Regions from separate parts of the Mus musculus genome. Here region 1 is linked to region 2. A link is a loop called in an ENCODE intact Hi-C map of the cell type or tissue named here. Cell type or tissue: gastrocnemius. All regions are shown on one strand. Links, peaks and the distances in the headings refer to the core of each region. The heading gives the core; the rest is flanking DNA. Region 1 has its middle 34 kb from the start of Gm33098. Region 2 has its middle 41 kb from the start of Gm33204.

Region 1 (16,104 bases), core at 4,133-9,132, 720 kb after region 2:
GGATGGAGCCTGACATAATTGTCATCACAGAGGCTTCATCAAGCAACTGATGGGAGCAGATGCAGAGACCTATAGCCAAATATTAGGCAGAGTTAAAAAGAATCATGCCAAAGAGAGGAAGAAGGATTTTGGGAGCCAGTGGGGTCAAAAATACCACAAGAAAACCCACAGGATCAATTAACCTGGGTTTATGGGGCTCACAGAGACTGAACTGACAGCCAGGGAGCCTACATGAGTCTGACTAGGCGCTCTGCATATATGTTATGATTGTGTAGCCTGGTGTTCTTGTGGGACATTTAACAGTAGGAGCAGGGGCTGTCTTTGACGTTTTGAATGCTTTTAGGACCCTTTTTCTCCTTCTGGGCTGCCTGCTCTAGCTTAATATGAGAGGAGTTAACAACCTTTTTACAACTTGATATGCATGTTTGGTTGATATCCCTGGGAGGCCTGTTCTTTTCTGAAGGGAAGCAGAGGAAGGGTGAATCTGGGGGAAAGGAAGGTGGGGTAGGGACTAGGAGGAAAGAAGAGAGGAAAGACATGGTCAGGATGCAATAAATAAAAATATTTTTTTAAAGACACACACAGAAAATTAAGCTATCCTAGAGAAACTTCTTGAAACTTGCTAAAATGAAATTCTACCTAGAAGCCGCATGTGTCCGATAAAGAACGTCAGTGTTGATTTGAACAACATGGGGACAGTGGCTCCTGACTCGCCAGAGCTGGGCTCTGCCTGAGAGGCAGCTCCTTTGCCCTCTTCCCCATTCACCTTCTTCTCACTGACTCCCTTCTCCACCTCCTCTGACTTGCGGGCTCCACCTTACTCTCACCTCCTCTTAATACTTATGTAAATATGTTGATTATGCAGATATTTATGCAGAGAACTCCTGACTCTTCTATTATTTTTGGTCTAAGATGTTCAGAAATGTTCTTCTCCAACCTTCCAGGGCAGGAAAGTCAGACCTACGTCTGCTTAGAGCTTGAAGTCCATTCCTACCCTGAACGATATGAATTCATCATGCTCATCTCTGCCACCTGAGTTTACCCCTGAAAAATACTTTCTAGTGCTGGGATAGAGGACTATTGTCCCATGCAAGAGAAAGACGTGGCATTAGTTCCTGATGGCTGCTATGACAAAGCAGTGTGATATAAAACTGTATTCTCCGTCAGTTCTGGTAGTCAATAATGAAAGTTTTGTTTAATTAGGCTAAAGTCAAAGGCTAGCAGTACTCTCTGACTCTAGGGAGAACAATTGTTTTCAGCTTCTAGCATCCATGTACGTATGTCTTGACTTGTGGCTTCTTCTTTCATCTTCACTTTGTGTCAAACTGCTTCCAACATCTTGTTGCCTTCTCTTCCATCTTCTCATCTCCCTCTGCTCTCTCTTCTAAAGAAATTCCTGGTTGTATTTAGGGCCTCTGCATCTCCCATGTTTAACTAAATTACACCTTTAAAGCCCTCTGCCATGCGAGGTAACAGGTTCTGGGGATTTGTGAACAGTTCTGTGTCTACCACAGAGAAACTGGCTACCGGGCAGCTTTTGTTTGTTACTCTCATTCTTAGAATTAAATCACCAACTATTGTTTTTAATTGTGGGGGTGAGGGAGGCACTGAATCCTTATCCTGGAGCCTGATATGGATGCTGGGCACTGCCTTAGTCAGGGTTTTACTGCTGTGAACAGACACCATGACCAAGGCAACTCTTATAAGGACAACATTTAATTGGGGCTGGCTTACAGGTTCAAAGATTTAGTCCATTATCATCAAGGTGGGAGCATGGCAGCATCCAGGCAGGCATGGTGCAGGAGGAGCTGAGAGTTCTACATCTTCATCTGAAGGCTGCTAGTGGACAACTTGCTTCCAGGCAGCTAGGATGATAGTCTTAAAATCCTCTCCTACAGTGACATACCTACTTCAACAAGGCCATACCTCCTAATAGTGCCACTCCCTGGGCTGAGCATATACAAACTATCACAGAAACCAAACTCAAATCCTCTGGGCGGGGGGAGTATCTAAGACAGGCTGTTAACCTCTGAGCCCAGATTATGAGCTATCTTTGATTATGTTGCAACACAGTGGTTTGGGCACAAAGCTGTTACTTGGACACTGCCTTCCATTAGCTGCGCTGCTCTCTGCTGCCCCCTGCCTGTTGGCGAGCTTTGCCTGCATGGCTTAGTTCTTACAGATCATTGAATTGAACGTGGAGGATAAGGGTTGGGGTAAGAGGGTAACAGAAATATCCTCCTGCTTTTGCCAAGCCTGTATCTGGGAAGGGCTGAGGGCTCCCTGGCAGCCCTCATCAGTGTCTAACAGCATACATAAATCAAACAGGACCTGGGCCACAGCGCTCCTGGGGAGTGAAATGGAACAGAGAATGGTGGTTCTTGTTTAGGTTGATCCCAAAATATATGGGAATAAAGGCTTTAGGGTGATGTATTTCTCTTTAATGCTGTCACATCTGTCATCCTGATGGTTTAACCTCTGGGTTTGGGTTTGGATTTTTTTTTTCTTTCAGACCCACATTATTTCTGCAAACTTGACACCAGATGCTGCCAGGGAGACAGAGCTGAAGCGATAAAAATCTATTTAACAGATTTAGTGAGGCAAATACAAACTAATTAACAATTTTAGAATTGGGATTAAACACTAATTCTTTTAAACCATAAAAACTGAGATGAACAAAAGGAAAAGAATGTTCTCCCTCTGAATAACTCAAAGGAGCCATCTGTTTGTCATTGAGAAAATGGTCCGATTGATGGATTTTGAACAAATTCTGACATCCTTTCTTTCTGGGCTTGAATGCATTATGGACAGTTATCCGGGAAAGAAAGCACATAACTTCCTGCCTAATGTGTGGATCTGGGCTTCCCTGAAGCTCCAGAAGTCATCTATTTATGTACTGACTCAGAAAGGAGAAGGCAAAGGATAGAATGATGTGTGGATTCTGCTTGGAGAGCACACTGCAGATGTAGGGAAGGAAAGGTGGCCTGGTGTCTCTCTGACCTCACCTTGCTGTCTGTCACCATTGCTATGAAAGATAAAAAAAAAAAACTGAACCTGCCACCCTCCTGTCTCAGTTTGTTGAGGCACTGCCTGGTTTTGGAATGCAAGTTCTAGAGTAATCACATGCTGTGACTTGAATCTTAAATGTGCGCCCTCCAAAAAAAGCCATGTGCTAATGGCATGGCTTGGTCATCAATCTGTAGTACTAGTGGGAGGTGATGGAACCTATAAGAGGAGATGACCTCTCTAGAGTCCACTCTTTTTTTTTTTTTAGATATTTACTTTATTTACATTTCAAATGTTGTTCCCTTTCCTGGTTTCCCCTCCAAAAATCCTCTATCCATCCCCACCTCCACCCCCACCCCCCCCACCCCCGCTCACCAACCCACCCACTCCCCCTTCCTGGCCCTGGCATTCTCCTATATTGGGGCATAGAACCTTCACAGGACCAAGGTCCTCTCCTCCCATTGATGACCAACTAGGCCATCCTCTGCTACATATGCAGCTAGAGCCATGAGTCCTACCATGTGTACTCTTTGGTTGGTGGTTTAATCCCAGGGAGCTCTGGTTGTACTGGTTAGTTCATATTGTTGTTCCTCCTATGGGACTGCAAATCCCTTCAGCTCCTTGGGTACTTTCTCTAGCTCCTTCATTGGGGACCCTGTGCTCCATCCAATGGATGGCTGTGAGCATCCACTTCTGTATTTGTGAGGCACTGGCAGAGCCTCTAGAGTCCACTCTTAACTGATCTTAGGACTTGGTCCTTCCCCATCTCTTTGCTTCCTGCCCATCAAGTTATGAGCAGCTCTGCTAGTTACAGCCCCAGCCATGCTGTTCTGGTGTTCTGTCTGAGTTATAGGCTCAATGTGAAAGGACCAACAACCAAGAACTCTCAAACCAGAACCAAAGTAAGTCTTCACTGGACATGGGGACAACTGTGCTGGGGTGAGGGAGTGTCCCCACACATGTGTGCACGTACAAGGCAGAAGTCGACTCCAAATATCATTCCTCAAGCACTGGCCACTTTTCTTTTAACATGAATGTGCCTGTGTCTGTAGCAAATGCCATATGTGTGTGGATGCTCATGGAGGCCAAAATAAAGTACAGGAGCCAGAGTTACAGGTAGGTGTGAACTGCCTGGTGTTGGTGCTAGGAACTAAATGTAGGTCATCTGCAAAAGCATTAAGCATGGTCTAACCAGTGAGCCCTCTCTCAAGCCCCCACTTTTCCTTCTTTTTAGATAGGGTCTCTCAGTAGCCTGGAACTTGCCCAGTAGATTATGCTTGTCAACCCAGGGGTCTGTTGGTTTCCATCCCTTTTCTGGGATTCCAAGCACATGTGCCACCATAGCTGGCTTTTTTAGCTCCTAGGAATATTATAAGCCATTTGACTTGGTGGTTTTGCTATGCCTTATAACAGGTATATTCATAGCATGCCAACTAAATTACCATTTGTTGAACATCAAGCATGTGTCAGACAGAATGATCCCATCAAGAGATTATGAAGTAGATATTATTATGGTCTGTATTTTGCAGATAACAATATCTTTGAGAAATGTAATAATTTGTCTGAGGTCATGGAGCTACTAAATGACAAGACAGAGTTAAGCCCCTGGGCTGTTTAATTGCACAGCTGATTTCTAATTCTGTACACACCCTGCTATTACTATATATATGCTCACATTTGTTCATTTACATCACTCTTGATCCTAAAATATACTTGAAATTATGAAAATGTAATGAATAGGCTCAAGAGTACGAGTAGAGGGGCTGGAAAGATGGGTCAGAAGTTAAGAGCACACATTTCTCTTCCAAAGGACTCAAGTTCATTTCCCAAAGCCTATCTCAAATGGCTCGCAATCACCTGAAACTCAAGCTCCAAGGGATGTGATGCCCCCTTCTGGCTTCTGAGAGCACCTGCACTCATGTGCACATACTCACACAGAGTCAGTCGCATGTACACATAATTTAAAAATAAAATCTTTAGGGAGTGGAGGTAGATGGGTCAATTATGACATGCACAAGGTTGAGAGCAGCCCTGGGGCAGGGCTCAGATGAAGTACCCACTGGGGTTTGGTACTTGGACTCTTGAAGCTGGCAGGGCTATGGAGGACTGCACCTAGGAATTGAGAGAAACTCCACCTTGAGTTGGAAGAGCTGTTGACAAACTGGCCAAAGATGGCAAAGTGTGATATGCAAGTGAGCTAGCCCGTCACCAAGACTTTGAGGTTGAGTTCAGGGATGCCACCTCAGAAAAATGCCTCCACAGAGAGCTGTGGCTATGTCACACTGGACCCCAAGGGATTCGGAGGCCACAATAAGATATTATTGACAACAAGAATGTGTCCTTGGATTCAGGCAGTACCACTGCCAATCACAGAGAAATAAAGTTCTTTTCATCGGCCTGTCAATGGCAAGCAGGAATACAGGTTCCTGAGGCTTCTTTGGACAGTTTCCTGGTCACAGTTCCTTCCTTACTCCAAAAAGATCCTTTGTTACTGAAAAATCTATGCACTTCTCCTGAGCCAGAAATATCTGAAGTTCCTCTGGCTATAAACACACATGTAATCAAAAAAAAAAAACAAATAGCACAAGTTTCAGACTAGGGTTTCCAATCTATCTGGACAAAATGTTACCTGATTCCCCTACATGAGACCTCAGCCTGTGGCTAGCCCTCAGCATGGCAGCCAACCGTTGCCATAAGAAAGATGTGACAACTTAAAGCTATGGCAAGACAATAGCTGAATATCAGAAGTCAAATGAGTATTTGAGTTGCCTAAGTTTCCCCAGTAAGTCTGAGAATAAGTCAACTTTGAGAAGGAGGAGGAACTGGCCAGCCATTCTCCAACAGTTTGCCTGTCACCTCCACCCCCTACCCCATAGCAAGCAGGCAGCTACGTCAACAGCCCTTCACGCCCACATCTCTCAGACTGGGGCATGTAGACCTCCTCTCTTAATTCATAAACATGGTTTTTTTTAACTTATCTTTGTATGTGGTACATGTGTTTGTATACAATATGTGAATGTGGGCATGTGCATATACCTGCACTTTGTATGTGTGAATACAGACATGCATACAGGCATGTCTGTGTGAATACAGGCAGTCAGAGGACAACCTTGGGTGTCAGACTCCGGTGACTACCTTATTAGTGAGGCAAGATCTCTTTGTTGTTTTTTTATGTTGTGTGCTTCAGCCTGCTAGCCTAGGGATTCTCCTGTCTCCTGATTTCATTTCCCCACCGAAGCGCCGGGATTACAGACACTTGTACAGTCATGCCTGGCTTTTTATACAGATTCCAAATATTCAAACTCAGTTCCTCTTGCTTCTGTGCCAAGAGCTTTCGCCCGATGAGCCATCTCCCTGGCACCACCTTGCGAGCTTCTGACAGAGTTCTTTTTTCATTTGTGTTTTTATTTTAATGAAATTCTAAATCGAATCAATACAATTATCTTCTGGACCAACTGCATGACTGACTTGGACACAGAATTTCTATTCCACGTGTGGGATGTGAATTGTTGGAGGAGGTATAATCAGTGTCCACCTGCCGTTAGCTCTAGTCCTCTGAGCTGATGGCTCTTCGGGCTTGCTTACAACAACACTGGGGCCCAATAGAACTCTGTTGTAACTGCCACAGCTAAGTAGTAATGCAGAATAAATGAGATGAACTTTCCCCACAGTGTGTTCACCACCAAGGGAAGGACAAATGGCCTCACAGTGCCCTGCAGCAGCTCAAAGTAGAGGAAAATGACCAATGCGCTGAGTCACTGTGTGGCACTCTCCATGTTCAGCAAATCACAGCCAAATCACGTGTCTTTGCTTCAGCCTCGGTCTCCACAGCACTCAAAGACTTGGCTTTAGCAAACGTCACTGTTGTGTTAAACAAAGATTAACCTGAATTTTATTGACTCTATGGATTTTAAAAAATTTTATACATTTATAAAGTTTATCTCAGTGTAATGTCTGTGGTGGTGTTTGTACTTCCATGTGTATATTTGTTTTAGTTTTAAGGAGATTATAGTTGCTTTAATATCTGCATGTATCTAACTTAATTGTAATAACAAACAAATTTGTCAGTGTTTCCCCTCTACTGTGCTCTATCCGTTCCATCATTTAGGCTTGAAGCATTACAGCTTTGTGAACGTGACACCATCAGTTCCTGTAACAGTGGAGTTTGTCACCTATTGGTCAGTGGGTGTGGCTAGCATACTTTCTAATGTGAACTAACTGCTTTCTTTTTTATCATTATGGAGACAAGGCTAGATTCAAAGTTGCTACAGAGCCATGGATGACGTTGAACCTCTTATCTTCCCGCCTCTGTCTAACAACTGCTGGGATTGCAGGTATGCAGCCTCAGACCTGACTTATGGCACACTGAGGTTTGAAGTCGGGGATTCCTTTTTTTATTTAAAGATTTATTTATTTTCACATGTAAGTACACTGTAGTTGTCTTCAGATACCCCAGAAGAGGGCATCAGATCTCATTATGGATAGTTGTGAGCCACCAGGTGGTTGCTGGTATTTGAACTCAGGACCTTTGGAAGAGCAGTCAGTACTCTTAACCACTGAGCCATCTCTCCAGCTGAAGCCAGCTCAGCAAGCACTCTACCAACAGTGAGTTCCATCCTCAGCTTCTTTTTTATTCCATGACCTCTTTTGTCCATCATCCATTTTCCCTGATAAGTGCTTAAAGAGCCAACAGCTTAAAAGGGAAACGATTCATCTGACCATGTTAGCTATCCTATCCAGAAATAGAACAGAATTCTGGAAGCTCCCATGGTAAGTCCCTGAAGATGAGAGTTTGTCTGGACAAGGCAAAGCAGAGCTACATCATCACCAGATCTAATGAGTTAGATCCAGCCATGAGAATGGCTCCTCTCCAGGTTTCTTGATCCCTGTGAGATGTAAAACCATGCCAGGAAGTTTGGTAAGGTAGAGCAGGTTGAGACCTGGGCACACACCTGGGGCTTAGGCGACTCCCAGCTCCCTGCCAGACTCCTGACTTGGAACATGTGCCATGCTCCTCACATAAAAGAAATGTGACCTATGGTCACAATGGCCCAAAACAGGGTTCACCATGCTAATGAGGTACATAGAGGCCCAGAGGGCTTAGCCAATAAGCTTCCTTTCCAGGCATTCCTCCCTGCAAAAGGTATTTAATCTCAGGTCTACCCTAAAAAGTGGGTATGGTACATTATGCATCCAGTTTCTGCCATGAACAACCAATAAACTGTTTAGAACCATGGACAGTCTCTTTCATAAAGATTCACTGTGGGGAGCCATGAAGAAGGCTTTTGACTACAGATCAGCAGCTTGGTTCACCCATAGAAGGCCTCTCTGCACTCCCAGCCACAACTGCCACCAAGCCTGACTCTGCCAAGCTAAGGAAAATCACTGCTGGGACAAGCCAGAGCTGCCCTTTCCCCCAGCCCCAGACTAGGTGCTGTCCCCAGCCCGCAAGCCCTGGCTCCATTCTTTACTCTTCCACTACTCCTCGATGCTCCTGAGTGTCCAAGAGTCTGAGAACCCCATGGCCCCAGCCTCATTGCAGGCTAGGGGACCCCTGAACAAGTCCCACCTCCCCAAGAGTCTATGCCCAGCAGCAGAGCTTTGCCCTAGTCATTAACCCGCCAGCTATGCTCTAGGTTAGCAAGCAACCCTAATTAAACTCAATGGGTCACAAACAAAAAGGCATGAAGGTAGGAGGGACACTTGGGAAGAAGGGCTCCTTTAAGATAGGGGAGTGGGTAAGAGGAAGGAGTAGGGGCGAGAATCACTAAAATTCACTCTATACATATATGATATGGTCAAAAATACCAAGGAGATTTTCAAAAAAGCACAAGGTTCCCGTATTAAATGCATGAGTATTTCCCAAGTCCACAAGAAGATGCATTCTCCCCGGCTTTGTTAAGCTCATGGTCCTCTGATCTATCATTTATTCTCAGTGCTATGAAGATATGAGCTACTGCTCAGTCATACTGCAAACACAATACAAGGCTGATGCCAGGGGTAACAGGCCTGCAGGGGAAGGCAAGAGAGGCTGCGTCACGGTGACAACAGCGCTGAGCTAAACAGCACTCACACCTCTGCTGTAGCCTGCTGAAGCCGCTGTAAGCTTTGCTAGGTCAACCATCAGCTCTGCTCAGCGTTAATTCCGGATGACGGCCGAGGGGCCAGAGGATAAAGCGACTGGTAAAAGGCCATCCATCCTGTGGATGTGGGTCAAATGCTGGCCCATTTAACTGGTTTGCTGCTGGACACTTTTACTGTAACACATTTGTCAAGCAACAGTCTGGAACAGGTAATGGAGGAAAATCGCCAAGGAAGAATACTATTACGTATCTATCCACACATAAAGAGGCCATTTCCAGACCTTGGCCATCGGCCCACACTAACACAGCTCTGCCGATTTGACAATCACAAATTCCACTAAATGAAAAACTCACCATAATGCCAACTATTAATACTCTCTCATATTAATAGGTAGCATGAGTCTCATGTAAGGGAGTCTACCCACATCACAGGCTTCACTTCACAGCTCTCTCTAGTTTTTTATTATTATTTAATTTTCAGTGTCCTTTCACCGCTCTGACCACTGCCTGTGAGACACCCTCAGTCCTCAAGGTGGGATGTAGAGGAACAACCATGTGTGTGGTACACAGGAAAGTAGCCCAGTCAGGAGTCTGGAGTCCTCTTCTCTCACCTAATGGAGTAAGAGGTAATGAACACAGAAGATGTCCCTGCTGAAATATCACATTCTTTCTTTCCTCCAGATCTCAAGTTAGGTGCCGTTTATATCAGGAAGCTGTCTCTACCTGTCTGCTCCATCTCAGCAAAAAACAGTACGATTCCTTCCAGTAAGATTCCTCGACACCCACAATTGCCCTCTGCGGGCTCCTTTCACAGAGTCCCTACCAAAGCATAGAAAGTATACAATAAATGCTCTGAGAAGGGATGAATGCGTAGATGAATTACTGTGTGAATGGATGAACTGATAGGTAGATGAGAGAATGGGGAAGTGACGGATGGATGGGTGGGCGAGCGAATGACAGGTGAGTAGGTGGGTGGTGGGTGGTTAGATGAATGGACTGGATACATGGATGGATGCATATTTGGATGGGTGGTTAGATGGATGGACACATGATGGATTCTCCCTGGCTTTTTAAAAAGAAGAAAGTTCTGGAGAAGAACATTCTCCAATATGTTGCTTTACGGGAGGACTCTCCACAAGATGGCGCCCCTAAGTTTCTTAATTTATGGTTTCTTCAGAATTTCTCACATCTCGAGCTGTTTTAGCTAGTTTACATATTAACAGCTAACATAATTTTCACAACACACCGTCCATATGTCATGTTCAATCACATTTCTCACCATTTCAAAAAAAAAATACTTTCCCCCAGGACATCAAGTTATGATCAAGAGCCAGCAAGATGGCTCAGCATCCAGTCCTGGGCAGATACCTTTAGTCCCAGGACTTAGAAGACAGAGGCAGGAGGCTCTCTGTAAGTTCAAAGCTAGTTTAGTCTACATAGTGAGCTCCAGGACAAGGTGAGCTGCATAGGGAGACTCAAGAAAATGGCCCAGCATGTAAACATAGTTGTCGTCAGATGAGCTGAGTTAGATCCTCAGATGGAAAGAGAGAACCAAATAATGTCAACTCCTCCGGAAGATGTGTCCTCTGACCTCTTCATACACACAGTAATGTGTGTGTGTGTGAGTGTGTGTGTGTGTGTGTGTGTGTGTGTGTGTGTGTGAGTGTGTGTGTGTGTGTGTGTGTGAGTGTGTGTGTGTGTGAGTGTGTGAGTGTGTGTGTGTGAGTGTGAGTGTGTGTGTGTGTGTGAGTGTGTGTGTGTGAGTGTGTGTGTGAGTGTGTGTGTGTGAGTGTGTGTGTGTGTGAGTGTGTGTGTGTGTGAATGTGTGTGTGTGTGAGTGTGTGTGTGTGTGTGAGTGTGTGTGTGTGTGTGAGTGTGTGTGTGTGTGTGTGAGTGTGTGTGTGTGTGTGTGCGCACACACACACTAAATATGTGTAACAGAAAGTATTGCTATAACAGACAACACTAAAGCATTACGTTGACCCTGGAGGGTGCTTCAGGCTTTGCCCAGTTGTTATACAAGCAGGAAAAGACTATTGCTCCCTAGACAATACAGGGAATAAAGGCATTCTTTGGAAATCCATTCTCAACAACGGAGAGTCAGCAGAAAAGGGGAGATGCGCCTAAATCTGAAATAGCCATTAACCTCCAGACCCACAAGTTTCACCTGATAAAATAATAACCTCGAACATTCGTACGGGGCCTCATGCCAAACAGCAACGCTACATAACAAAAATAGGTTGGAGACCAAGGAATGCTGCCAAGCACTTTAGATTTATTATCCTCATTTGACCCTCCTACCAAGCCTTGGAGAGAAGTCTTAATGCTTCCAATTCTGCAGCTAATAAAATGGATGGGGTGTGCTTTTCCTAAAGCGCCTGGCTGTTCGCGGTAGAGCTGTTTGGTCTCAGTTTGTGTTTATGCTCATTTACTGCCCATTACAGTCATTTTACTGCTTAGGGGGAAGTACTGGACCATAGTTGGGAGGGAGCTTATTTTAGTAGATTTTTAATTTTACTTAGGTGTATGTGTAGTGGTGGAAAAGTGTATGCCATATGTCCAGGTGACTGAGAGGGCAAAAGATCCCTTGGGGCTAAAGTTACAGACATGTGAGCCACCCAATGTGATGTTGTAAACCTAACTTAGGTCCTCTGGAGGAACAGCCTATGCGTTTGACTGCTGAGCCATCTCTCCAGCCCCAGGAAGGTCCTTCATTATATAACAACCTGTATTTATGTATGTCTGCACACACAGAGTCCTCGAGGCAGCTTTATTAGAAGAGCAGTAGCCAGGTGATGGTGCACACTTTTAATTCCAGCACTCAGGAGGCAGAAGAAGGCTGATCTTTGTGAGTTTGAGAGACCTGGTCTCGAAAAACCAAAGAAAAGCAATACCATTCTCAAGTGACCATATGTACTAAATACCGGCCGGACACTCTTGTGGACCCTTCCTTTCATCCCTATTTCCATGAGGAAGATTCTTTTACACCCATTTCAATGACAGGAAGATTACAGCTGGGAGAGACCTAGAAAACCACAGAAAACCCAAGGGATAGGATTGATATTCAAATCCAATACCACACATGTCTCTAAAGCTTTGGTTTTTCTGCGCTGTACCATGGGATGCTGCCAAAGGTCCCCTGCATCAGGGAACTTGGATATTCTGGGAAAGCATTCTGGAGCCACCTCTCTGTTCTTTCTCCTCTTATCAAACAAAATACAATTCCCCAGATATGTCTCCAAGCTTTAGCATAACTCTATTCTAAGGCCAGAAATGCCCTTCCCTAAAGCAGCCTGGAGAGCTCCTACATACCTTTCAGAACCCAAAAATCTGTGCTTTCACCTACAGTGCCTTCCCTGGTCTCTCCTGTGTTGGTTTCTTTTCTGTTGCTGGAATAAAACACCATGGCCAAGACAATGTATAGAGGGAAATGTTTATTTTGGCTCACAGTTCCAAAGGGTAAGAGTCCATCAAGGTTCACGGGCATCCAGTAGCCGCAAGAAGCTGAGAGCTTACCCCTTTAATGGCAAGCAAGTCCCTCCCCCAGTGACACACTTCCTCCAGCAAGGCTGTACCACCGGAAACTCCACAAACAGCACCACCAAGTGGGGACCACGTGTTCAAATGCAAACCTCTGGGGGACATTTCTCATTCAAGCCTCCATACCTCCTCATCAAACAAGCAGCCACAGTGCTGGCTTTGTTTTAGTTTTTTTTTTTTTTAATTATGGGATATTTCAGATGTAAAGTAAAACTAGTGTCAGTACTTTTCCTATGTGCCCAGGATTGAGACTGAATGGATGCTAGAATTATATCATATTTGTCAACCAGAGAGAGAGAGAGAGAAATGAAGAAAGAAAGAAAGAAAGAAAGAAAGAAAGAGAGAGAGAGAGAGAGAGAGAGAGAAAAGAAAAGAAAAGAAAAGAAAAGAAAAGAAAAGAAAAGAAAAGAAAAGAAAAGAAAAGATGCAAATAAAGCTAAGATAGCACTAACCCTTCCTCTCCTTGATGATCACTCTCAATTGTAATATCTTCTTTATAGTCACACTTTTGTTACATTGTTACAAGTGTAGGTAACAGGCTTATACAAAATTTATGTGTTATCTCATCATTTATATTTTTTGTGATTTTTTTTTTACTCAGAGTTGAGAGCTGTAGATATAGCTACATGGGCATCTAATTAATTCATTTTAATTGTTTCGTAGAATTTTATAAATAAACCACAATTTCCCATACCCCCCCCTGCACATTTGTAGCAAATGTGTAGCTTTGTCTTCATGTAGGTCCCTTAACAATTGGAGCAGGGGCTGTCTCAGTCTCTGTTGCCTGCCATTGGATCCCCTTTCCCTACTTGCACTGCCTGGTTGGGCCTCAGTGGGAGAGGATGTGCCTAGTTCTGCTGGAACTAGATGTGCCAGAGTGGGGTGGTCCCCTCAGAGAAGGGGAGGAGGGAGGGGGGTATTTGTAAGGGTGGGACTAGGAAAAGAGGAGGAAAGGGGCTGTGACTAGGATATAAAGTGAATAAAGAATTAAAATTAAAAAATAAACAACAGTTCACACCATACAGTTAGGAAACAACTAAATGAAGGGCATTTGGGTTGTTTCTATTTTTCTCAACTCTTATTCACAGTGCAATAATAAATATCTCAGTCTTGTGCATATCCTTGTGCACACATTTTTCTGGCATGTTCTCTAATGGGAACAGCTGCTCAAAGGGCATGGGCATGATTAACTATCTTCTATTCACCCTTCCCATGAGCACTCTCTACACTCATTGCAACTGTGGCTCTAGGGGCCGAGTCATACGAACTAATCAACAGGCTCCCTCGCCTTCTGCTTCCTCGAGTATTTGGCCAATGAAGACAATCAACAGGAAATGGGGAGAGGGAGGAAACTGGGAGCATGTTATTTATTTCCCTCGTTTCCTCTGTGTGGGATCGCAGCAGGCTGACTACGCAACTCCACTAATGGTCGCAGTCCCAGGCTGTCTCTCCCCCGTTACAGTCCTCTCTAGCTCCAGATCTCAGTAACTGTTTCCTCTGCTTTCATTTCAGTCTACAGCAGCTAGGCCCCACCAGTACTCTTCCTTAGGTGTGCTTGCTAGGTTCATGTCAACATAGCACAAGCTAGCATCCTTTTAGAGCAGTAGTTCTCAAGCTATGGGTCAAGACCCCTTTAGGGGTCCCATATCAGATATCCTGCATATCAAATATTTACATTATGATTCATAATATTAGCAAACTTACAGTTTACTGACAGGATCCTGGCTGAGACAAGTAGCATCAGCTTCACAGTCTTTGCAGCTTGCTCCCTTAGTGACTTTTCTTTTTCAGGATTATTTTTGCCATTTTTAATTATGTATATGTCTATATGTCTATATATCTATGTCTGGGTCTATGCACATGCATGCTGGTGCCCATGCAGCACTGGAGTTACAGGCAGTTGTGGGCTACCTGCCATGGAGGCTGGGACTCAAATTTGGGTGGGTCCTCTGCAAGGTGAGTATCTATTCTTAACCATCAAGCCATCTCTCCAGTCCCTGCTTTCTGTGGCTGAGACAAAATATCTGACAAGAGGCAACTTAAAGGGAAGGTTCCTTTCTGCTTACCATACATGGGGATACAGACCACTGCAGTGGGGAAGGTATGACAGCAGTGCAGGAAGCATCCTGCCTCCATCAGTAGGCAGAGACAGATGCATGCTGGGACTATTCTCCTCCCTTTTGCACAGTTAAGGCCCCTGTCCCATAGAATGGTTTCCTCCATGTTCAGAGTAGGTTTTCCTATCTCAGTTAACCAACTGTAGAAGGTCCCTCACAGACATGTGCAGAGGCTTACACGGCCCATTTAGGTTCATATATTTGAATGTTTGGTTCCCAGCTGGTGGACTATGTAGGAAGGATTAAGAGGCATGGCCTTGTTGGAAAAGGTATATCCCAGCTGGTGGGCTTTGAGGTTTCAAAAACCCATGCCAGGCCCAGTGTCTCCCTCTCTGCCTCCTGCCTGCATGTCAGAATGTAAGCTAGCAGCTCCAGCACCATATTCTCTCCTATGAGGATGGACTGACCCTCTAAAACTGTAAACAAAGCCCCCAACTAAATGCCTTCTCTTACAAGTTGAATTGGTCATGGTATCTCTTCACAGTAGTAGAATAGTAACTAAGAAAGAAGAGTTGGTACCGGGAGTGGGGTGTTTAACAGGTCTGCCAATATTGCTTGTTGGCAGAATATGGACTTTGGGACTTTGGATTGGAAATCAGTTGAGTGTGTAAGTGGGGCTTAATAGACATTATAGTGGGAGTTTGGAAGACAGTAGTGTTGAGAGGAATGTGGACTGTAGAGGTCTACCACAAGAGGTTTCCGAGGGGAACAACATTAGCAATTGGGCAAGAGACCATGCTTGTGATACTTTGACAAAGAATGTAACTGAGTTCTGCCCTTGTCCAAAAAGTCTGCAGGAGTCTAAATTGAAGAGTTTTGGATCAATGTCATTGGCAGAGGACGTTTCAGGAGAACCTAGTATTGATTGTGCCATGTGGTCATTAGCGATCACTCTTGTACAGATTTACAATGGAAATTTAATCTTGTGCTAAAAGAGGTAAGCATTTAAAAAAGAAAAGAGTCAGTTGCTAAATGGAATAAAGGAAGGGGTGATCTTAGAGCAAGATCCCATTCAGCTAAGGTTCCAATTTGTGAAAAGCAAAGCGTATGTAGCAAAGGAAACCAACGAGTCAAAGGCTATGTGACTGTAATTCAAGCAGGTATGGTGGTCTGGCTTTGGCTCCGGGTTTCCCCCTTCGCTCCCATTCCTTCCTTTTGATATGGCCATATATATTTTGTGCCATTATGTGTTGGAATTGTGTGATTTAGTTTGTGGTTTTACAGGGGATTATAGTTAAGAAATTGCCTTGGGTCTTCAAAAGAGACCTTAGACTTTTAAATAGTGTTGACACTGTGAAGAACTATGGGGACTTTTGAAGTTGGACTAAATGTCTTTTGTATCATGATATGGCTAAAAT
Region 2 (16,104 bases), core at 4,785-9,784:
CTAAGAATCAGGCAGGAGGCACATGCCTTTAATCGTAGCATTTGGGAGAGCGAGTTCCACCACAGCAGGAGAAACCCTGTCTCAAAAAAACCCCAAACCAAACCAAACCAAGAAAAACAAACCAAACCAAACCAAACCAAACCAAACCAAACCAAACCAAACCAAACCAAACCAAACCAAAACAGAAAAATCAAGCTAAGAAGTAGCTGCCCCATACTAGGGTCTGTGTTAAGTTTGTCAAATACCAAGGTGAATCATGGTCCAGCAGAAACTCACATCTAGTGTGGATTATAAGATGTACAGACAAACAGCTGAATCACTGCAGAAAGCCACATTGACTCACACACATGACATCATGTGCAGGAAGTTCGGAGGAGGGAGACACACTCATGACTGACTCAGCACCTGAGGCAAAGTTTTGGAGAGAACATCTGAACGAAGCTTGATAGGATTAGAGGTGCAGGAGGGATAGCTTGGGGGCTGTTAGGAGGAATGCCAAAGTGTATGCAGAACTTCTGGAAGTTTTGTTTCATAGACATCAGGAAGGTGGACTAGGGTAGATCTTTACCTGTGTAAGGAGTTTAAACTGGATTCTTTGTGTCTGTGGTGAATGTGTTATGCATTTGTGTGTGTTTGTGTGTGTGCATGCTTGTGCATGTGTGTGCATGTGTGGGTTTGTGTGTGCATGTACATGTTTGTGTGGGTGCTTTCATGTGTGTGTGTGTGTGTGTGTGAGAGAGAGAGAGAGAGAAAGAGAGAGAGAGAGAGAGAGAGAGAGAGAGAGAGAGAGAGAGAGAGAGAGAGAGAGAGAAACTATGGAGTTTGAGAAAGCAAGAATCTCTCATTTAGATTTAAATCTCTTATTTAGTCTGGAGCTCACTAAATAAGCTAAGCTAGTTGTCCAACAAGCCCCAGGGACCTGCCTGTCTCTTCCCCGAAGCATTAGGAGTACAAGCACAGCCCACAAGCCTTGCTTTTCCACATAGGTTCTGGAGACCAAACTCAAGTCTTCAAGAGAGCTGTTTCCAAGTCCTGGACTTGAGATCAGCAACCTGAGTGGATGGGTGTCCTAGAGAGGGTTAGTTATAGGATGGGTGAGGGAAGGGCAGGATGCTCAGCATCCATTAGTACTGTTGAATCAGGATGATCAGTGAGAAGGAACCCTAGAGAAATGTCTTGGAGTAAAATTAATAAGCTGATTATTAAAAGGATCAAAAGGCAGAACTTAATGAAGTGCATGAAGTTCCCAAGCCTGGGTGCTAGGTAGACTGAGGACACACTTGGGAAGAACAGGGGCAAATCATATTTGGAAGGAGAAGCTCCATTCTGGACAGACGTTTGAAGAACATAATGTTTGGGTAGAAGTTCAGAGTTGGCCTGCGGGAGGAAATGGCTGTGAGGGAGAGTCCACAGGCTCCTTAGACTGGGTTGAGAAAAAGTAGTGCACTTTGGTAAGACTTCAGAGGGGGAAGGCAAGTAAGTGAGTTGGTTGCAGAGAATTAGTAAGAGGCAACAGTGACTTAGTGATTGGGACCCGATAGACCAGTTTAATTTCTGGTTCTGCCATTTCCTTTTTATGTGTGGCCTTGAACAAGTTACTTAACTTTGAAAAAACCTGTTTTCTCATCTGTAAGATGGGGGAAAACACTTTGTTCCAAGGGAGTTGTGAATGTTGAATTAGATGCTATTTGAAAGATGCTTGGTCTATAAATGATTCATAAAAACTAGTTGTTCAAAATGTTACCACTAGTAATGGAAAAGTATTGGGCATTAAAGTTGGCATTGGCCTGTCAGGAAGTGGAGGAAGAGGAGTGAGGAGGGGTGACAGGAGAAAGCCTCGGAAGAGGTTTCTGGGTTGTGGTGGCGCAGCCGTTGGAGTCCAGGTAACTTCTGTTATCTTCTGCCCTAAGAAGCTGATGTGGCCAAGGTTAGAGGAGACAGACATCTTTGACTTTGGAATGGGAATCTGTCAGCTGGCTAGGCTGATAACAATACCACAAGCTAGATGACTTTAAGGAAAGTTGATTTTCCTGAAGTTCTGGAAGCTAGAAATCCAGGTTTAAGGTGCCCCTCAAGTCTGAGGGGGCAGTATTTACTCCATACCATTCTCCTTGCTTAAGAGGCTCTGCTGCTAATCCTGGACAATCTTTGGCTTCTAGCTGTATTATCTTAGTATCTGACTCCAGTCATTTGGCATTTCCCGCAATGTGCATGCCTGTTCACATTCTTCTTTCTGTAAGGTCACCAGTCCTGTTAGAGCCTGGGCCACCCTTTCCACTATGACTTCATCTTTAGTAATTATAACCGAAACTGTTCTATTTCTGAATGAGGTCGCATGCTGAAGGACACAGGTCAACGCTGAGTATCTTCCTCACTTGCTTTCCACCTGGTTTTGAGACAGAGTTTCTCCTTGAATCTGGCACTCACTGGTTGGGCCAGGCTTCCATGCCAGTGAGTTCCAGTGATCTTCCTGTCTCTGCCCTTTCCCTCACCTATCTTACCTCAAAGCTGGGGCCGCAGGCACATGTTACCTACCATGCTTTTACGTGGGTCCTAGGGGGCTTCATGCCTATATCAAAAGCACTTTACCAGATAGGCCATCTCTCCAGAATCTCTTGTTTTTGTTTTTTGTTTTTTTATTTTGTCTGAATTATATGAGAAATTAGTTTATTTACCCAATTCACTTGTGAAAAACTATTGTCACAGAATTGTCACAAAGTAAAAGGGAATATGTGCATGTTGCTGAGGTTATATCATAGCATAGGAGTATAATAAGACGTGAAGGAAGTCTTCCCTGGGACACAATTGGAACCTACATTCTTGAACAGTCTCAAGGTTTCTTTTAAAGTATTTCTTTCCCAGAGAAGATGTGTAGCTTAGAATGAAGAACATTTCCTGTGAGAAAACGCTTTAAAGATAGCAATAATCTTAATTAAACAGTCTTTCACATTCAGAAGGGAGCAAAATTATAAATGCATGCGCAACTTTCAAGCATATGTTCTTTTTAATGATATTAATACATCTCTAGAGATAGTAGGAGCGCTTCTTCCTAATTAGGTAGTATTTTATTAAACTCGGTGAAATCTCATGCTAGTTTGAGTATCATTTTCAAGAGTTAAATAACGCCCAGAGTCTCAGATAAAGAGGATTTTCCTTTTTTCCTCTAAGAAGTTATTGGTGTTGGTCAAAAACCAGTCTTCGGCTGAGGGGAGTGCCGAATCTGTCTGTTAAATGAGGACAGTCCAAATTCCCCCAAGGTTTGCTCAGCATGAATATATTATTGTCGATCCTACTTATGCCAAGACAGCTATTTTAAAATAAAAGTTAGAATAGTTTTAATTACATGAAAATTAATTTTCCTCAGTTGACCCATCTTTGAAAGCAAGCCAAATTTACAAGCTATGTAATTTAAAAATTCAGCTTTAATCACTCTGGGGTCATGGTGTGGGAGTGTGAGGGTTGGACTGGGAATGGAAAGACTAAAGTTCAAATTCTGTGTTTAAAGGATGAAGGAGAATAAACTCCACGACACTAGAAATGATAGAGCTTAAAGCAATTTTAAGGAACACTACCTACACCTCTATGGAAAAACACTGGAAAACAGTTGGCTTCCTAGCAAACTATAACCCTCGCCAAAGGATAAGCTGCAGTGGAAACTGTGAACGGGCCCGTTGCACTTTGGGGTGTTAAAATGTGATTACAAAGCTGTGATTAAAGAGACGACAGGGCCAGGCAGACTCGGGTTTAAGAATAGCAATTCCAATGCCCATAAAATAGTCTAGTCGCAGACAGTAGATGTGCACATAGATGCAAACTCTCTAAACACGAGGCGAACAAGATGATTCCAGGAAGGCGGGGTGGGAGTAGGCAAGCAAGGGTAGACTCCCTATGGATGCTCATGTAGGTTAATAGTAGGGACTCTATCAATAAACCCATTATCAACACACTGAAAGAGAAACCCTATCAATCAAAAAGACATTTGATTCAACCTAGCAACTATTCCTAATGAAACAAGAAAACAAAGTGAACAGCACATGTTATGTCAAACGGTGATACAGTGAGCCCCATCTCAGTGTAAACCAAGCCAATCTCTCTCTCTCTTTCTCTCTCTCTCTCTCCTTCTCCCCATCCCTCCCTCCCTCCTTCTCCCCTCCCTCATCTTATATACAGACAACTCATATGCTCACCACCTTTTAGCTGGGTATGGTGGTGTACAGCTACAATTCCCACAATGGGGGGCGGATGTCAGGAGGATCATTCATTCAAGGCGGGAGGAAGGGAGGAAATTAGGGAAAGAAGATGGAGGGAGGGAGGGTGTTTGAAATGTTTAGAGTCCTAAGAGAATTTTGTTGGGTGTCTAGATGGAGGATAAATGGCAGTTTAAAAACCTATCAGAAAAGCAAGTGGCTGCGCATGGCATTTCAGTGAGGATTCTTTTAGTGACAACAAACAAAATCAGAAGAAACTAGACAGCAGAGGTAAGGGCTTCAACAAAGTAAATAATAACGAACAATGCACTAAAGGTTACAGATCTTAAAAAACAAAGTCACTCTTTTATAAAAATTTATTTTATGTGTATGAGTTTCTGTTTTCATGTATGACTGTATACCATGTAAGTGCCTGGAACGGAGGTGAACTGGAGTTAGGGATGGTTGTGAGCTGCCATATGGGCTCTGGGAATCGAACCTGGCTCCTCTGCAAGAACACTGAGCTCTTAAACACCAAGCCACCTCTCCAGCCCTATATGCCTTTTAAAGGAACATAAAAAACAAGATATGACAAGTTTGCAATGTCATGTTTCTGGGGTAGTTTTATGGCTCGAATGTGAGATGTTTCTTTACTCATGTGTTTGAACATTTAGCCCCCAACCAAGCTTGTGAGACCTTCAGCAAGTGGGTTCTAGCTGGAGGAAGTGGTCTCAGGTCTTAGGACAGTGGGCCTTCTAGGCTATAGCTAGCCCTCATTCCAACCCTGCTTTGTGTCTTCTGGTTCACACCATGGAACAAGTCCTAGCTAGATATGTTACCTACCAGGAACTCTGCCATGACTTCCCTGCCATTGAGGGACTGTACCGTCATGGCTCAACATGACTCAAAGTCCACCCCATTTCCTTGGGTTGTTTCTGTTAGGTATTTGGTTGCAGTAATGAGAAAAGTAGTTCATACAGGTAGGAGTACAATACTAAAAATCGACGGTTGCTTTGAAAATTAGCATATGAATTTCATATAATTCTTACAAGAGTTTCACTAGCTTTGGGATTTGGTAAAATGAACTTAATAAGCACCAAAATGATAGTCTAGAAAAATATTATAAAAAGACTAATGTTACAAGATAACAGAATTGCTATAACTAAGTGTCAGATTGGAGATTAGAAAATTGGTAGCTTAGTTCAGTAGGAAAAGGATGCATTCAAAAACAAATTAGACATAGATACAAAATGAAATAGAAAACTCCAAGATAATCTAGGAGACTGTGTCCCCAGATCTTATAAAATTGCATGATGGTCTGCAAAGATTGTGTCAACCCAGCAATCCCTCTCATGGGTTTTGTGGTATACAAATCAACCCTTCGTGTTCAGAGATTCTATAAGATGTTCAGTGAGAAATATAAGATGCCAGGAACTGTACACAGTTCATTTAGATTTCGCATGCATGTTTGTGCGTGTTTGTGAGTGTGCGCACATATGGACAGGGGTCAGAGGACAACCTCAGGTGTCATTCTTCAGGTGCTTTCAGCCTTTCAGTCCAGCACCTCCCCTCCTTGGCGTGCAGCTTTAGCTAAGAGGCCAGCGGGCCAATGAGTTTCCGGGGATCTGCCCGTGCCTGTCTCAAGCATGCTACCATGCCTGGCTTTTTATGTAGGCTCCTGGGGGTTGAATTCAGGTCTTCAGGCATGCAAGACAAGCACTTTGTGGACTAAGCCACCTCCTCCACCCCTAGTGAAAAGTTTACAAGCTAAACAATGAGAAGCCTGCCTCAATGTGCATGAGAGCACGAGCTAGGATACTAAGCAGGAGAAGCATCTGCTAGGGCACAGGCCAGAGGGCTGGTGCGGACCCCTGAGGTACTGGAGTAGAGGGCTGAGTAGTAAAACAAGTATAATGTCTTGAACAAATGTACTTCAATAATTTTATTTTTCCAATTTAAAATTTTATCTTACTAAAGTATATATTTTTTGTGAGATAATTTTTCTGTGAATATTTTTGACAGATTCAACCAGTAGGAATTTTTGCATTTTTAGCTTCTCCTTTGCTATGGTGGCTTTTCATGCTGACTCTTATTTTCAGGCCTGGATTCTCCCGGGTCAAGTCATTAGACCAAGCGTTTGTGATTTATGTTCTTTAACATAAAAAGTTTTAGATTTCAATTTTGCTATTTTCAATGTTGTTTAAAAGACAGGATTTTAAAGGTCATTTTTTTGGGATAACAGCTCTTCCTGTAATAATAGCAATAATGAATAATTATTTAGTACTTAGCTTGTACCAAGCACAAAGCAAACTATTTTGACCATAATTTTTGACCTCAAAGATATTTTTTGTTCTCTTTGCATCCATCCCCCACATTTTCAGTTAATCATTTACCTTGTCCTCAAGATACAACTAACACATCCAATTCATAATGAACATTAGCTACAGAAATAATCCATATACTGTAAAATAAATATAAATGTTTTAAAGGCATGGAAGACCCCCCCATGTGTATAACTACTCCTTAGTTCATGTAGCTTGCTATATTTGGCTGCCATAACTGTACACAGACTTGATACTGATGTGGGTTTTCTACAGTATTTGGAGGAGGGGGCTGTGAGTAAAGTCGGTGGCACATTTCTTGAACAGATTTCTAGACAGTGCTTGTGAGTGTGTGTAAAACAGAGGAGTTTGCTCACATTAAAGGGCACTGAACACTTGGCTCTGGCCAATTGCTGTCACAAAGGACTGAGGGTCATGTGTTAACATGCCTGCAGAGTGTTTTTCAACATATTTTTATTTGGATTGAGATATTTAGCACTGGTGAACAACTAGAATTTTATCTAACACGCAGGAGCCAACATTATGTAGTTTCAACCCATCTTCGGGATGCATTTTCATGTCCCCAGTGCTAAATGTAGGACTGGGGGCGCCTTGGGTTAATTTCTGAAAGGTACAGGTAGAGAGGAATGTCAGGTAAGGACTGACAAGGAAGTGCTCCAGGCATTTTAGTGCAGGGTTCTTAAAATATCCATCCAGCAGGTGGCAGCACAAGAACAGAGATGGGCCACTCTGGACCAATAATATCCACAGGTTTCCTCATTTTTGCAAGAACAAGGAAAAAAAGCAGATTGCAACATTCTAGCTTTGGATAGAAGAAAAAAAATACACACATTTTTGTTTAAAAGTAAGAAGGAATCTCCTATTATGTACAAGCTATTAAACTGTGTACTCTCAACCACACTTAAACTCTTATACTTGTAATTGCAGAAAATCCTTTTTTTCATTAAATTAATTAATTAATACTCCATCACACTCCAGCCCATTCACTTGAGACAGGGGTTCTCACTGAACCTGGAGCTAAGCTGACAGTCACCAAGCCCCTAGCCCCCTATCCCTTATGTTGATATTGCAGGCACGCACTGCCACGCCTGGCTGCTGGAGCTCAGTTTTAGGGTCTCATGCTTGAACAGCAATCTCACTAAGCCATTTGAACTCCCACTAAGCCATTTTAGAGATGAAGAAATTGTGTTTTAGAAGGCTAAAAAAAAATGTGCATTTGCAGTTGTACCACACAGTTTTCTCATTGCTGTGACCAAGTATCTGGCAAAAGTGACCTAAGGAAAGAAAGGTTTATCTCGGCTCCATGATTAAGAAGGGACACAGGCTATCTTGGTAGAAAGACAGACTCTGTGTGTGTGTGTGTGTGTGTGTAGGGGTGGGGGAGTCACATTTCAGCCAGTGTCCACAGTCTAGGCAGGACACTGACACTCAGAGCACACCCCACTAATTTACTCTGAGCTCTGAGCTTGTGGAATAGCATTGTCCACATTCAAGGTCAGCCTTCCCTCCTCAGTTAAACCTTCCTGGAAACACCTTCCCAGACACACACAGCCTATGGATGCAAAGTCCTTTTGAATCTAGTCCACTCAGCAACGAAGATGAGCTGTCATGCACAGTTTCTGAGAGGCAGAGCCAAGTCTGGACCTAGAGTTACTTACTGAGTTCTTTCATGGAGCTGTACCTGTTGCTCTAAGTCTCGCCCTGTTGTCTCTGTTCTGCAAACAGTTGGTTTGATGATGCCCTTCAAGCCTGGGCTATCTATATGGTGGGACACAGAAAGCAGCATGACAAGGAGACATTTGTCCCCTAGGTTACAAGGCGCTTGTGCCCTGGAGCTAGTGATTGAGAGACGATGGATGCTATTACAGAGGAACACCTTATTGGCCATCTGGAGAGCACACGTGGACGTGGGACATGCATTTCCTTGTTAATAGGACAGTTTCTGTGACAAGAACAGATGCTCTCTCCTTAGAGCCTACAGTTCACAATGGTTGCCTAGCAATGAGTGGCCTAAGAAGTTTAATGCTTCTGTGATCAATGTGAGGGATTAACTATCACCCCAGCACTCAGCAACTAAGGACCTGCCACCTGGCCACACATTTACCTGGTTTGGATGAGAAACTTTCATTTTCTTAATAAATCTCACGAACAGTTTGCCAAGTAAATTGTTTAGCCAGAAATGGTCAGCATTTCTTCCTGGAGAAGCAGCGTTAGGTAGAGAGGGGATTCGGGTTGACTCCTCCCCCTTTCTGGGGGACCATCCATAAGCTTTCAGTTAGTGCTGTAGGGCCTGCTCCTTCCTCTGCAGAGCAAGAGTTGCCCAGGCAGCTATAATAAGTTAGAGTAGTCAAAGTCCAGACCAGCTTTAAAGGAGGAGGTGATTCTGAGATTCTAGAACAGAAGGAGGTGTGAGAGCAGCGGGATGCTCAAGGTCCACCCTCACCAGCGGGATGCTGAAGGCTCTCACCAGCGGGATGCTGAAGGCCCTCACCAGCGGGATGCTGAAGGCTCTCACCAGCGGGATGCTCAAGGTTCTCACCAGCGGGATGCTCAAGGTTCTCACCAGCGGGATGCTCAAGGTCCACCCTCACCAGTGGGATGCAAGGTCCTCACCATCAGGATGCTCAAGGCACTCACCAGGGGAATGCTCAAGTTACTCGCCACCACAATTGCTATGGTCTACAGCAGCACTGCCATTGAGCTGTAGGGACCAAAGGGGCTGGCCAGCTGGGCTTCATTCCAAGTAGGGAAGGAACAAAGGCAAAGCCAGGCACCAGAATAGAGAGTTTTCAGGTGGTCAGAAAGTTCAGTCTGTGGGATTTAGGGATGGCTGCCCCCCTACCCCCCCCCCCACCCTGTGCTCACTTAGAGAGCTCTGTCACTCACAGGCTCTCAGGAGACAGCTCTGAAAGTGCTGGTGAGCCAAGCTGGTCTCCTGTGCACCTGTATAGGGGAGTGGCCAGTAGCACCTGGGCTGATAGCATGTGGAAACTGGACCTCAGTTTACACATTGCATTTGTGAGAACTACAGCTAAGTCCAGGGAGAATGGGTCCTTCTTTTTCTCCCTCCCTCCCCCCACTCTTCTCTCCTCTCTTCCTCCTTCCACCTTCCTTTCATCTTTTTTAGTCCCTCTTCCTTTCCCCCTTTCTTCCCTTTCCTTCTAATTTCCCTCCATCCCTTCCACCATCCTTTTGTCCTCCCCACCTTCACTTTCTTATTTCCACCCTCCTCCCGTCTCTCCCTTCTTTTGCCCAGGTTGGCCTCAAACTTGCTATGTACTGGGGATAGCCTTGAAGATCTGACCCTCCTTGCCTACACCTCACAACTGCTGGGATTTCAGGCATACTCTACAGCATCCACTTTATGCAGGTCTGGGAATCAAACCCATGGCTTCATGCATGCTCCTCTTTGCCAGTGAGCCCCATTGGAAGCGAGGGCGCTCTCCTGAACAGAGAGCTGAGGCAGTGCAGCCTGCCTTGGCAACCTTCCCCCTGGATCTTTTCAAGTGGAGCCAATTGATGGCTTTTTCAGCAGCAAGGGGAAGATTTCTACTGTTTGTCATGAGGAAATGTAAATTGTTACAATCTGTTTAGAGAGTAATTTTGCAATATTATAAAAATGGGAAAGATGTTAATTGCAATGTTGCTCGTGGCAGTGAAAAAGTGGGAATGATGGAAATCCAGCAACAGAGGGCTGCCTATGAAAGTGATAGTGCCTCTTTTTAAGGAGTAGTGCTCATTAATCGGAGATACTGAAGCAAGTGCAGCTGTAGGAGTGTGGGGAGCTGACCGACCACTTTCTAGCAAAGGAAGGAAACTTTGAACATCAGTCTTATCTTGTCTATGTAAAACAGACCTGTTGGCATGTAGCATCATGTTTGACTAATGCATGGAGTATACTTAAAAAGAACTGAACTTCAACTGTATTACATTATTCTTTGTGTTTTCTGTTTCTTTGGCCATCTCCAGGTTTGGAGCAGTTTGGAGCAGTTGTTTGGATAAAGTCATGTCGAGATGTTTCATAAAGTCTGCAGGAGCCCATGCAGAGGCTGACAGGAGATCTGAGCTTCCTCAGGGGCAGTCCTAGAAGTCCCTACCTGTGCTGTGGAGAAAAAGGATCCTTCTAGTTGTGCCACTTTAGGGGAGTTGAAGGTCATTTGTCATGCACTATGTAGGCCAGCATGTTCACACGTGTCTGTCGACAAGTATCATACTTAGTACTGAATTGGACCTCTAACTGATGGTGGGGGAATTTTCCACTTTGTGGGGAAATTGTGCTCCATATGGCATAGCATTCTTGACAAGATGTTACATTTGGGATGGCTAAGTCTATCTCATTGGCTTCTATCCAGGCTGGGGTATGTTATAACGTAATGCTCGGGCAGCTATTGTACCATACACAGGACTTGACAACGCATTATTAGGCATGGGTGAAATCCTACAGGGACTACTGCATTGGAAACCTTATAGAGCTTATATTTGCTCATACCCAGAATATGGCTTTGCAGCATAGTTGACATCATTCTAGATTCAGTTGAACACATTCTTTGAGCCCTATCTCAACCTAAAGAATGGATACAAGTGAGTAGCTCCGGCCTTTGAGTCTTGTGTCCAAAACCTACTCAGCAGATACCTTCCATAAACAGCCTGTGCTCCTAAGGAAGCTGAAGGAGGTTGAAGTGGAAGTTTCTGGTTGTGTCATGTAATGCAGACTCATGCCAAATAATATATTAAGGGAAGGGTTAGTGTGTTAGGTGACATTGGGACATAAAAGTGAGTGTGCAACTGTCATAGGATGTTTAGGTCTGGACGAAGAGAAGTTGGCCCATGACTTTTTATCAGATTCTCAGGATTTCTATGAAGTGGAAGTTTCTGGGTATGTTAGGTGATACAGACTCACCTGGTGTTATGCTAAGGCAAGACCCCTGGGAGGACACTCGATGGTTAGAAAGAATGTCAGTAACACTCAGTGGACAGTGATGGGGCTCTTGAATAGCTAGCTGTGCAGCTCTTCATTGGTCTCTCATCTTTGCTGATCTTACTTCATTGAGAGAGGCACGACAGAGAACTCTTGGAATTCTTGCTGGTCCTGGTTGCTCCCACTGCCTTGGCGCTGACTCCTGATCATTCAGCAGAAGCCTTGTGGTTTCTGCTGGATTGTGCTGCCATTGATGATTCATATTTGGTGGCACTTTTGAACTGGACTACTGGTATCCTGACAAATGGAGATTGGCCCCAAAGAACTACTTCTAAGCATGTCCACGTCACCTTGTCCTATTTACCATTTTTCTCCCCTACTTTTGGATGGTGGCCTAGAAGGAGGGAGTGTCAAAGCATTTGTGAACCCTTATTAAAGTAGGTTTTGAAAAAATCAAGGCCTACAACAGATCCACAGGAGATCCATGTACCAGAGGCTAGGAAGGGGAGAACAGTAGCATCCACTCCCAACTGTCACCCTCTTTCCCTTCCTCTTCTTCCTCCTTCTCTTCCAGAAAAGTGACCAGGCCTTGAAAGGGCCTATCTACAGTATGAATTCTTCAACTGGCATTAATACGCACACTTCTGAGAGTACTTCCAAGTAAAGGCAAACATTTTTGACCTGACCTGAAGGAAGATGGATCTCTAGGTCTGTGGCCAGACTCACTGATCCTAGGAGAATAACCATTTTTGGGGGTGGGGTACAGTGGGGTATGCTATAGCATTATGGCTGTGAAGCAAAACCAAATATCTTACATGACTCCTGAGACCTTTCAAGGAAATTACTGTCCCTTGATGTCCAGACAAAGCCTAGCTGGGATGAGATGCAAGGTAGCTTTTAGGGTGCTCTTACTAGTTAAGTTCCACAGAGATGCAGAATTGTCTCCAAGCAGGAAAAAAAATAACGACCACATTGCATGGCCCTATAAGAACACTTTCAAATATTCAAGCAGAATATAGTGTCTTTTGAATTTAGGAGCCCCAGAGTAAGGGTGGCATTCACACACACACACACACACACACACACACACACACACACACACGTCAATTAAACCCTAGAATTACAAATTCCTGCTACCAGGGGGATCTCTGAATTCAAGGCTAGCCTGGTCTACAGAGTAAATTCCAGGATAGCCAGAATTATACAGATAGACCCTATCTTGAAAAACCAAAAAAATGAGAAAAAATAAATAAAATTTAATGGCAAAGAAAAATTGGAAATTGCCAAAAACAGACAACTAAGTTTTTAGCCAGGTGGTGGCGGCACACTTCTTTAATCTCAGCACTTAAGAGGCAGAGGTAGGCAGATCTCTGAGTTTGAGGCTCACTTCCTCTACAGAGCCAAGTAAACAGAGAAACTCTGTCTCAAAAGAAATAAAAATAAAAACAAAAACAAACAAACAAACAAAACAACAGTAGCAGCAACAGCAAAAACCAAGAGCCTACTACCACATGCTACTTTATTATGTGGGTTCTGGTAGTCAAACTTAGGTCCTCATGCTTCATTGGCAAGCACTTTATCATCCCAACCTGTGCTCACCCCTTTAACACCAAAATGCAACCAGAGGCATTCTGGGCCAGAGGCATTCAGTTCCTGCTTAGCTTAGGAAAGGCAGTTTTTTTTTCTGAACTAAAGGCTACCACTAACACCTTCATGCAAATTTTTCTCTTGCATCAAGAGGAGAGCATTGACTCATCATGAGATCCCGCTTGTCTAGCTCCTCCTTGTTCCCCAAGCATGCCATAGATATTTACATTTCCTGGCTTCATCTCCTTGAAACCTCTTATCTAATAGCTTTTATTTTAAAAAAAGCCAAGGTAAAATTCACATAACATAAATCAAATGACTAAGATAAATGTCTAATCCAGTGACATTTAGCACATTTACTAGTTGTGAAACCACCATCTCTATCTTGTTCCATGACATTTTCATCATCCTGAAAGGAAACGGCACCATCTAAGCATCCACTCTTGATTTCTCCCTTCCCTGGTCCCTAGCAACCACTCCTCTACTTTCTGTCTCTATGGATTTACCTATTCTGGATGTTCATATAAGTAGACTCATACAAAGAGTCCTTTGTGCCTGGATTCTTTACTCAGCTCCATCTCGGAGCTTCTCAGTGCCACTGTGCAGCATGGAGAGAATGCAGGCTTTGGACTCAGAACTGGACTTGAGCTCTGGCTTGACTACTTGCCGATTGTGAGTCCTGAGAAAGTTATTTCCCCTCTTCTGAGCTTTAGTTCTCATTCATGAAATGAGAGGATCAATCCCTACCTCACAGCTGATAGGACTGAGAGATAACAGGCAAAATTGCATGGTCTGGTGCCTGGCACACAGTAGATAATTCCTCAACACCAGAGGGAAAGGGAGTTCGTTTGAGAGCATGAGGTGCATCGTGAGCTGAATCTGACCTTTGTCCCTCGTCATGCATCTTCTGAAACTCTGAGCTGCACAGTGCTGGTATTCTCCCTGAATCCCTCTCCTTAATCTCTTTCCTTAAACAGTTTCTCTTGCAGTGAGTACCCGCAGCCTCAGCCTGCTAAGCACACACATTTCCCCAGCTGTGTTCATACCCTCACTGAACTGCATGCCTTTAAAAGGGCAGATGTTATTTTGCTCTTCTAAAAACTCCATCTTTTTGAGGGTGGTCCCATTTTTAACTACCTTGACATGTCACAGCTCTGATATCAGAACCCTGGGATAGTAGTGTAGCATCCAAGTTATACCTCTGGGCAGTTCTGGCATGCAAAATGAGCATTATATGCTCCTTCTGGTTTTGGGTAATAGGATCACTTTCCATGTCAGTTGCTTGGAAATGCTATATATATAGCTCCCCACCCCTCCTCATGAAGATGGAAAGGGTGGCTAGCAAGCCTCCATCCTAATTATCTGCTCGTAATTGAAAGGTGCAAGTTGGCATTCTCAGAAAGGTGCTTCTTCAAAGGCACTCACTACAGAAGCTAAAGTCCAAATTAAAATTGATTCACAGCCTCATAGAAGCATGGGCTATTAGAGAGCAGGGATGGAAATGGGCTGTGCTTCCAGACAGCGAGGTCAGGGATGGGCAGGGAAAAATATTTCTCAGTGTTTCAGCATAACTCAGATGGAGCTGAATTTATACGTTGGATTTTTACTACAAATAAAATGCAATAACATTCAAAGTGTCTGTTTAATGTTGTTGACCTTGTCCTTTTTTTATATGGGAAATTGGTACTTAGAGAAGGAATAAAAACAGAAACCAGAAGTTAGAAACATTCATAAAGACAACACATTTCTAAAAAAAATGTTCTTAACCATTTTTTAAGGTCACAGAGCCCTTGCAGGACTTGATAAAAAAGTAAAGACCCTCTGAGATGGGAAGTTTCACAGTTCATAATCTCATGTGCAACACTAGATACAGTTTTGGGAAAGTCTTCAGAGCCCCCTGAAGCCCATTTAAGTACACCATATTAAGATTTCTACTCTTGGAGGTAGGTGTGTGAGAGATGTTCCAGCAGTTAAGAATGCTTGGTGCTCTTCCTGAAGACCCAGCACTGATCATAAGGCTCTCAGCTGCCTATAACTCAAGTCTCAGTGGCTCTGATTCCCTCTTCTGGCCTCCACGTGCACCCTCCAACACACCTGGCATTCTCTCTCTCCCTCTTCCTCTCCTTCTCCTTCCCAGCCCTCTCTCTCCAAACAACAATGTCTCTTCTTGGTTCTGAGGAGAGGGCTTAGTTGGTAAGATGCTTATCTTGGAAGTGTGAGGATCTGAGTTCAATCCCAGAAAGCCATTAAAAGCAAACATTGTACATGTGAGCTTGCATGTACATTGCGCACGCGCGCATGCGCGCGCGCACACACACACACACACACACACACACACACACACTCACACACACAATTTCTATTTCTATGTGTGGAGAGCTACTGGTGTCACAGGTGTTCTGTAAAGCATCAAAAGGACAGAGATGACTACGACATGGTTCCTGCTTTTGAGAGATTCGGCACAGGCAAGTGGGATCAAACATATCCAGGCAGTGTTCCCTCAGCCAGGCAGTTGCAGGGACTTCCTGGTTCTCTCTGTGCCATTGCTCTCTGTCTGAGCTTCCTCCTGCTTTTACCCCTGTTTTCTCTCGTTTTAGCAGCATTAGCTTGCAAGCTGGTGGCCTGTTGTTACTTTCTTCATCCTTCATGTGGACAAGCAGTGAACCTCCTTTGGCACATGTGTGGGAGGGAGGCCTGGACCACTCCTCTCTTCAGAGACCTACAGAGCTGGTCTTCTATCCTTTGTAGAATAAAGATCCATCTCCTCACCAGCTTACTCAAGGCTCTGTGTTTGGGCATCATTATACACTCTGTCAGACCATGCACTGTGTGGCCTCGTGTGCACCCTGCACTTATCAGTACTGAATCTCTGTTTCCTAAATAGAACTTGCGTTTTCAAGCTCCCCTGGCTGGCTTGATCTGCTTCTCTGCCAGATTGACATTTTCCCTCATATCCATCTATTAAATCTTCCTTATCCTCAGAGTCCCCATTGAATACATCCTCTATGAAATTCTACCCAGATTGTCAGAAGTAATGAGCGATTTTGGAGCCTGCTCTCCCTCCTGACAG

The links. Peaks named below come from ENCODE experiments on the same cell type or tissue, not always from the same donor. Only the 100,000 strongest peaks of a DNase experiment are listed, where the experiment ranks them.
Region 1: it touches region 2 in a loop (4-fold over the local background); 15 of 42 quality-filtered maps call a loop at or near these places.

Annotation. Positions count from the first base shown.
Region 1 is chr7:111,235,875-111,251,978 of GRCm38, reverse strand. No RefSeq gene overlaps it. Among named protein-coding and RNA genes, the nearest start is that of Gm33098, 34 kb to the right of the region's middle. In gastrocnemius, for the core only: no CTCF peak of the experiment used is centred there; DNase peaks (open chromatin) are centred at 6,317 and 6,766.
Region 2 is chr7:111,960,834-111,976,937 of GRCm38, reverse strand. No RefSeq gene overlaps it. Among named protein-coding and RNA genes, the nearest start is that of Gm33204, 41 kb to the left of the region's middle. In gastrocnemius, for the core only: a CTCF peak has its summit at 7,234 (motif pointing right); a DNase peak (open chromatin) is centred at 7,219.